Linked DNA regions of Homo sapiens: regions 1 and 3 are each linked to region 2. A link is a contact called in ENCODE Hi-C data. All regions are on one chromosome and are shown on one strand. Each heading gives the region's core, a stretch centred on a gene start or an enhancer-like site at or near the end of the contact. The rest is flanking DNA. Distances are from core to core; before and after follow the strand shown.

What was found. A loop is a pair of places that touch in the nucleus more often than their neighbours do. Pooled maps may share reads with other maps.
Region 1: a pooled map shows a loop between it and region 2 (3-fold over the local background). The contact joins the promoter of DRD2 here to the promoter of ZW10 in region 2. A Hi-C loop is called at or near these places in 3 of 50 pooled maps.
Region 3: a map of mammary epithelial cell shows a loop between it and region 2 (6-fold over the local background). The contact joins the enhancer-like site here to the promoter of ZW10 in region 2. A Hi-C loop is called at or near these places in 5 of 168 maps with a recorded cell type or tissue (CD4-positive, alpha-beta memory T cell, CD8-positive, alpha-beta T cell, mammary epithelial cell and 1 more) and 10 of 50 pooled maps.

The regions. Positions count from the first base shown.
Region 1 is chr11:113,474,086-113,476,785 of GRCh38, forward strand. It overlaps DRD2 (dopamine receptor D2), which reads right to left and starts at 1,313. Exons shown (of 8, transcript NM_000795.4): 1 at 991-1,313. LOC105369501 (a long non-coding RNA gene) reads right to left here. Exons shown (of 6, transcript XR_948024.2): 6 at 1,444-1,768.
Region 2 is chr11:113,772,289-113,775,165 of GRCh38, forward strand. It overlaps ZW10 (zw10 kinetochore protein), which reads right to left and starts at 1,404. Exons shown (of 16, transcript NM_004724.4): 1 at 1,274-1,404. The coding sequence starts at 1,378. RefSeq lists enhancers at 1,135-1,404, 1,535-1,594.
Region 3 is chr11:114,158,795-114,161,494 of GRCh38, forward strand. All of the region lies in intron 3 of ZBTB16 (zinc finger and BTB domain containing 16), which reads left to right. Among named protein-coding and RNA genes, the nearest start is that of ZBTB16, 100 kb to the left of the region's middle. RefSeq lists enhancers at 783-1,284, 1,285-1,784. Within about 2 kb of position 1,362, at least 30 of the 41 ENCODE cell types and tissues checked have a DNase peak (open chromatin) inside an H3K27ac peak, as active enhancers do; they include mammary epithelial cell, where a contact is called at or near this core.

The DNA.
Region 1 (2,700 bases), core at 63-2,562, 300 kb before region 2:
AGTGGGGTGTCAGGTGGGGCAACAGTGACTTGCTCAGACAGCTTCCTTGTGGCTGAGAGCAAGCGCCTGTCCCCACGGAGCTGCACTGCTGTGACTTGTGTCCATGGTGAAGCCTGTTATGTAGACGCACACGCACCCTCTTACCTCTGCTCTTCAAGAGGAAGCACTCAAGGGCTGCCCGCCTCAGACAGGGATAGGGAAGCGCTCTGTCTGGTGCTTAGAGGTGTCTCTTGTCTCCGCATACCACCCTAGAGGGGCTCTCGGTCCATCATAGAGCCGGGCCGAGAGCCGGGCGGTCACCCTCCGCTACTGCCGCCACCGTCGCCTGCACTGCCGGGTAGAAACGGGTCTGGCACCCAAGCCTCCCTCCCCGACTAGGTGTCAACCCAAGAGAAGGCGAAGGAGAACGAAAGTTCAGGACCAAGGACAGCGGCAACCGTGGGAGCGGGAGAATCCAGCCAGAATCTGCCTCTCCCCCATCCTTAGCTTCTGCCTTAGAAACTGAAAAGGGTCAGGTCGCACCAACACAGAGTTGCCAAAAACAGCCCTTCTTCCTCCGGAAGAAGTCGGAAACTCTGGCCGCGAGCCCCGGGTCTCGCGCTTGGGTGCTGGGGGAAGTGCCCTCCCGAGATTGTGGGGAGCGGCCTCCCTCCCGCCCTCCGATGCCGCGGCTCCGCCGTGCTGCCCTGGGCGCCCCGCGGGGAGGCTGCCCCAGCTGCGCCCGCTCGTGCTCGGGGAGAGGATTCCCTTCTAAGTGGCGAGGAGGCTACTGAGAAGGAGGGAGAGGGGATAGCAGCCGCGGGCTCCAGACGCCCTCTGCCCCCGCCCGACGGGGAGCCCATGCAGAGCCGGATCCCAGGCGGGCGCTCCCGAGCAGGCGGCCAGGAGTGGCCGCACAAACTTCTGGTCCTGGCCTCGCTCCCCTTGGAGGTCCCTCCTCCTCTCCCCGTGACACTGAGTCGCCCGCCGCTCCATCCGGCCGGTGCTTACCTTCAAGCCATAGGGCGCCCGGGGGCAGAGACGGCGCCGGCTGCTTGAGGCTTCCAGCTCCCGCCGCATCCACGCGCGGCCGCCCCTCCGGCAGCCGTCCGGGGCCGCCACTCTCCTCGGCCGGTCCCTGGCTCCCGGCCCCGCCGCGCCGTTCAGAGCCCCGGCGGGCAGCAGCTCGGCCGGCTCTGGCCCGCGGGGAGCAGTGGACGGGCCGCGGCGGGGCGGGGCGGGGCGGGGCCGGGCGCGGGGCGGGCGGGCAGGAGGGAGCGCGGGGACGGGGCGGAGGCGGCGCGGTGCGCGCGTGAGGCTGCCGGTTCGGCACTGAAGCTGGACAGCTCTGCGGCGCCCGAGCGCGGGGAGCGCGGGAGGGAGGTGCCCCGGTCCCCGCCCCTGAGACAGGCCCCGCCCCCGCCCCCCACCAAAGGAGCTGTACCTCCTCGGCGATCCCCGGCCTGAACGGGTAGGAGGGGTTGGGGGATTCCGCCATCCCTTGTTTTGAGGCGGGAACGCAACCCTCGACCGCCCACTGCGCTCCCACCCACACCCAGAGTAATAAGCTGTGATTGCAGGCTGGGTCCTCACCGTCTGCTCGCCAGTCTTCTCCTTTGAGGACTCAGAAGCCAAGGGTTGCGGGAGGCACCACCCATCCAGCAAGTCAGGCAAGGAGAGGAGGTGTTGGAAGAGGTCCGCATCCGTTTTCTGACTTCAGGTCTTGGAATCTATGTAGTCAGTTCTATTGCTGGACTCATCCAAAGGAAAAAGCCTGTTTGGAGTTGACCTGACATGGAAATGCAAAAGGAGGCCTCAGGGGTTCCAGCTCACCCTTGACTCCAAACTGAGGTGTGTGAGGCAGGGAGTGGGGAGAGGGAGAAAGAGATAGAGTGGTGAAGGGTGTTCCGCTGCTACCCTGCCCACTGTCATTTGGGCTGCAGAGGAACCTCGTTCTTCTCCCCTTTTCTTCCTCTCTCCTTTTCTTTCTTTTCTTTTCTTTTCTTTCTTTCTTTCTTTCTTTCTTTCTTTCTTTCTTTCTTTCTTTCTTTCTTTCTCTTTCTTTCTTTCCTTTCTTTCTTTCTTTCTTCCTTCCTTTCTTTTTCTTTCTTTCTCTTTCTTTTCTTTCTTCTGCAGCAATTAGTTACCAACTGTCCTCAGTTTGCCAGATTCTGTGTCAGATTCAGAAGTCACACACAGAAAGAAAACCAGGCCCCTGATCCCGCACCCTGGCAATCCAGAGAGGGGACCCCCAGGGAAATAACTGAGGCTTAAACAGGTGCTGTGAAGCACAAAAAAGCGAGACTTTACAGGAACCGGGCATTGAAGGAGCAACACCAGTTCCCAAGGGGAGAAGGTGGCACAACACTCCAGGGAGAGGGAAGAGCAGGGGCAGAGGACTGACTCTGCAGAGCAGGGAGTCGGCCCTGCATGGCTGGAATCCAGCCTCTCTGGGCCACAAGGATTAACTTCATCTCAGCATTTCCTCCAATGACACACACAATTATAGAAAGTGAGGGCTGGAAAGGACCTTAACATTCATCCAATTCCGCCTCACCTCAGAAGGGAGAACTGAGTCCCAGAGAGATGGAGTGTCCTTGCAAATCCCACAGAGTCCAGCACTGAACCGTCCCCCTCTCCAGAGGCACAAAACAGCACCTCTCTCAAATGCAGCCATCTCTGGAGGCACGGGAGCAGAGGAAGCTGTGGGCTCCCCACCTC
Region 2 (2,877 bases), core at 154-2,653:
ACTTAAAAACCTGTCCTCTTTCCATCACATTAAACAGTGGTGAAAAATCCGAAAGCCATATTAAAGAAGAGATGTCAGGGATATGACTACTTAAAATTCAGGAAACTACTTTTGTAAAATCAAGAGCTGTTAGGAAGGGTTATACCTGTGCCCTTATGGTGTGTGGCAAACTTGCTCCCTCGAAACCCTACTTGACTCAGATACACAAAATTTTAAATGAAAGCAACTGAAGATGTGGACAAATACTGGCAAGGTAACAATATCAGTACAAAGCAAAACTGTGTGTGGCTACGTGCTTCCAGTTTTTGTATCAATCTCAAGGCAGCAACGTTTACGTAGGTACCAATGACACTCAGCACAGCTTCATGTGCTTGTAGATGAAGTTTTAAAACCACATTAAGAGGCCGGAGACGGTGGCTTACACCTGTAATCCCAGCACTTTGGGAGGCCGAGGCGGGTGGATCACCTGAGGTCAAGAGTTCGAGACCAGTCTGGCCAACATGGTGAAACTCCGTCTGTACTAAAAATACAAAAAAAAAAAAAAAAAAATTAGCCAGGCGTGGTGGCACGCGCCTGTAATCTCAGCTACTCGGGAGGCTGAGGCAGGAGAATCGCTTGAACCCGGGAGGCAGAGGTCGCGGTGAGCCGAGATCACTCCAGCCTGGGCGACAGAGCAAGACTCCATCTCAAAAGATAGATAGATACATAAAAATAAAAACATACTGAGGGTTTGGGTTTGTTTTTTTTTTAATGTCGGGGAGGAGAAAGGTGCAATCCTCCAGGCTATTTTATTCATCAACAAATCAAGGAGTGGGTGGAGGAAATAAACACTCATCGATGGAAGAAGGGGAAGGGGGATCCTGTCTTTTCTATTCCTCTCCTGCGCTCGCTCCCTAGCTTCCTCGGAGCTTCCAGTTGCTCCTCCCGCTCTGCTGGTCTCTTCAGTCTCCCTCTTCCCGCGGCACACCCCTCCCCAACATAACTCCACTCTCCAGTGCTCTCCAGCCACCGCCTGTTCGTCCCCACAGTCCCAGGTCTCCTCGCCTCCTCAGTTCCCAACCCCTGTGTGGGCTCCCCTCCAAGATCCCTCCTCAATCCACACATTCTGGGCCCCTCCACTCCTCATTCAGCCCCCACAACTAGATCTCCCCAACAGGCCCCACTCTGCTGGTCCCCACTCTGTCTGCCCTTAGCCCCTGACTCCTCTCTCCAGTCCCTTCACACAAGGACCCGGAGTCCCCTTCCAGTCAGCAGACAGCTGCCCCGCTCTCACCTTGATCTCCTCCACCCGCCGGGTCAGGCGGCTGATCCGGGTCCCCAGATCCTCCTTTTCCAGCCTCCCGGAGTGTGCCAAAACTTCTGTCACGAACGAGGCCATGGCCAAGACGGGAACCAACGCTGACTGGGTCACTCTCGTAGCCAGCGCCGCAGCTCCCGTCCCGCCGGCCGTCTTGACGCGAGGCCTGCCGGGAAACGGAGTCTCGCGGGCCTCAGACCGCCGCCCGGAAGGCGAGGGGCGCACTACAACTCCCAGCAGGCACCGCGCCAATCCCGAGATGGGATTTCCACGGTGTCCCGTAGTTGGCAAACTGTAAGCAGACGCGTTTTCTTCCTTAGTTGTTTTCAAAGTTCGTTGCTTCCCGCCCGTTTTTCACTGGAGGAAATTAAACGTTTTTAATAACCAGGTCTAACTGAACCTTTCTAAACTTCAAAAGGCTTACTTGTAAAATTATCTAACTGAAAGAGCCAACGAGCCCATCTCGATCTTTTTTCCTCAACTTTTATTGGGCCGCTGTGGCACCAGAATCTACGAATGGCGCCCTCTAGAGTTGTGTAAAGAAGTGGCGTCACCTCATTATAAATAAAAGGTTGCTTATAATTGCATCTATGTACATATATTACATCTACGTGATACATTACACATTTACATTACCTACATTACATATTTATATTACTTAGATATACATAATATTAGTCCTGTGTGAACAAGATACTTAGTACTTTCTGTCATATTATAAATATATAAATGTGTCAAAAGCTTTTAAAAATGGTTTCATTATTTTAATGCATTGCATACAGAAAGATGTTCACAATATTCTATGTATACTATGATTCCTTTTTAAAAACTTAAGTGTATAACCATTGGTCAGAAAACAAAAAGTATGTAAGTATGTATGTAAAGGACAGACATCAAATTATCCTATGGGTGGTGGATTTATGGTATTTATTCTCTTCTCTGCCCTTGCTTTCTCTATTTTTCTGCAGTAAACATACACAGTCCTCCCTTGGTATGGGGGGATTGGTTCCAGAAACCTCCCCTGCCCCAGTAGCAAAATCCGTGGATGCTCAAGTCTCTTACATAAAATGATGTAATGTTTACAAGTAACCAGCACACATCCTCCCCATACACTTTAAATCATCTCTTGATTACTTATAAGACCTAATACAAATCAATCTAAATGCTATAGAGTCGTTATATTGTATTTTGATTTGCATTATTTTTTGTTGTTGTATTGTTATTTTTTATTAGTTTTTTCCAGAATATTTTTGATCTGTGGTTGGTTGGATCCGTGGATACCAAGAGCCAGATGTACTGTTTTGATTAAAAGGTTTTTGGTTTTTTAAAAAGATATATTGTGAGGGTTGACCCCAAGTAGGCACTGACTCTAAGATCCCTGACAATTGTTAAGTGTCTTTGAGACAATCTGCTTATCCCAGTGAAGCAAGGGCCAATTCACATGCCATGAGCAAAGGAAACAAAACTGGGATTGAGAGAGGAAGCACTGAAAACAGCCAAAACATCCTGAGAAACTCCCTTCCTTGGAAAACCAAATCAATTTCTTTTTGGTAGACCTGTCAACTTTGAATTCTAACTGC
Region 3 (2,700 bases), core at 112-2,611, 390 kb after region 2:
CTGTCCACGTTATGTCCAGCACACTGCCTGGCACATTATTGGTGCCAAGAAGTATTTGTTGAGTGAATGATGCAGCCTGGGATGCCGATGAACAGGGACACTCCTCTCTCCGGACAAGTCCCTCCTGTGGTAGGAACTGTTTATGTCCTAAGGACTCACTGGAGGGGACAGCCAGGAGCCCCTGGCTCGTATTGTATCCCTCTTCCAGGCGGTGTGACCCAGTGTGAGTTAGCCAGTGTCTCTGCTGTGAATCACACATCAGCAGCATTGGTGGGGCTGGTGGAAGCGGCTGCAGAAAAGAAAGGGTTGCTTGCATACTCATGTCAGGTGGGCCCGGTGTCCCCAGTTCAGACAAGAGTGTGACTGTGCAACTGCCCTGCGGAGCTGGCGGTTCCCTGGGGAAGCTGACTTTGGTTCCACCTGAGATGCTGCTTCCAGGTCCCCTGATCTCATATGGCTGCTCCAGAGGCTTTGGGAGTTGGGTCCTCTTTTCCTAGTTTTTCCTTTCCATGCCTGTCTTACTGGGCACTGAAGGCTGATTGTGTCAAATGATTTGTCCCTCTGCTAGTCACTTGCCAATGCCCTTGGAAAGGATGATTTGATGATTAGGCAGGTGCGATGAGTCATAGTAGTGTTTTAATTCACCCTTGCAGATAGCTCACGGCCTATATTCTGATATTTCTATTCTTTTTTTTCTTTCTGTTGTCCGGCATACTCCTCACCTCCGTGCTGAGAGGTCTTGAAAATAAAATAGCACAAAGGGCTTAGTGAGGCTAGACCATTTCCTGAATTGTTTGGCCACTGTTAAACAGGCCCTGGGGGCCTCTGGAGTGACCTGGACTTGTTGGGGAGTTGGGGTCAGAGGGCTGGGCTGGTGGCGCTGGGTCTTCTTACAGATTCCAGTAGTGGTTTACATGTTCTGATGCCTGAAAACAGAACTAGGTGATGTTTTAGAAGAGACATTGAATTAGATGATGTGAGGTTTTCCTGCTGCTCTATTTTGAAGGTTCCATGAAGAAAGCTGACAGTGAGAATGGGTGTGCCAGGTCTGTAGAGTAGACCCATTTTACAGATGACCAAGGGTTCAAGCAGCCCACAGCCTGGAAGAACAGTAGTTGCTCCAGAACCCTGGGCGGGGGAGGCGGGGGGGAGGCGAGCATTTTTTTTCAAAAGGCGCAGGCTGTGGAGAAGTGAGTCCAGGATCTGGGTAGGGGTTGTGGTTGCCCCCCTAAATGTTGCTGCCCTTGCACTGGCACATTCCTGCTGTTTTCTTCTGCTCAGCAGAGCCGAACGGCTCTCACTTCCTGGCTAGCTCTGTGTGCTGCCCCACCCCCTCTTGGCGAGCATTGCCTGTGTTTGTTATTGTAGTCCTGGCTCCAGGCCAGGCCTGGCTGCGAGCCAGACTTGTGGGTACAGTATGTACAGTGAGTGCTGAGCCAAGTTTGTCATCATACACCATTAATTTTTTTTTTCTAATCTGGTTGGGGTGGGGTGAAGGAGGAGGCAAGAAAAGAGTTTCTCCGATGCTTGAGAATAGGCCGCATTGAATTCCGCAGAGATGTCATTTCTGAAAGGCAGACGGAGCTCCGGCTTGTTCTTCCTTCGCAGTTTTTCCTCCTTTCTCTCCCTGTCGTCCTCCTCTCCTCTTCATTTCCCTATCACGCGAAATCAGCCTGCAGGAGATCGACAATGCAGGTCTTATTTTCAGTGACTAGAATACTAAATTTACACTGCTAAATCAGTTTTCATTGTGTTGAAATTGACAATTTGTTTAATTAGAAGTTTGCCCTGTAGGAGGCCCTTCTGAGAGACAGTGCCTTCCCTTTTTCTCTCTCCCTTACTTTCTGTTTTAAGGGTTTTTAAAAGAGCCTAAATGGTAGTAGTGAATTTCAGTTTAATTGAAGTTTTAATTTCAATTCGAATGTGTGAATTAATCAAGTGTTTATGGGCTATACCTGATGATCACAATAAGTTTAAACTAACTATCAATAACCAAACTCATTAACTAATGAGATGATCTGGCCAGGCCCTGCATTCTCAGAGGTGGTTTTGGGGGTCAGAAGGGTTTGCGTGTTGGGGAAAGAGGCTTGGGGTGGGAAGAGAGATGACCTCCAAGGCTTTGCAAAGCTAGCCCTGATGGAGGGTGAAGCTTGGGTGTAGGACTGTGGCCCTTCCCCTTCCTGTGTCCCAGGAAGACTCTGAAACCTCCCTCCTCACCCTCTGCTACCTTACCCCTTTTGGGGATCTGGCATTGAAGCATCTGTTGATCCACTGTCTCTTCGCCACTCCTTGTCGTAACACGAGAAGTGATTCCTAGCTCTGAGGTGTCCATGCAGAGACCACAGACACATGCAGTGACTCAAATTGGTTCTGAGATGGGCCAGTGTAAGGTTTCCCATTAGGTAGATTTCCCACAGCTTGGCTTAACGTCCTGGTGGCTTATAAGTGAGCATGCCTAGAACTGCTTGTCCCTATTTTTGACTCGGCTGCATACGATTAGGGTTTGAGTATTCATGTGGCCTGCTCCTATTCTGGGAGTGTCATTCATTTTTGGAGCCAGAGGATGTTTAATAAGCACGAATTGTGTGTCAGGCTCTGTGCACTTAACAGTGAAGACTGCTACAACATCCCTGCCCTCAAGGAGCTTAAGTCTAGAGTGGGAGATGAGTATGACTATGCAATCATCATACAAGATGGTAA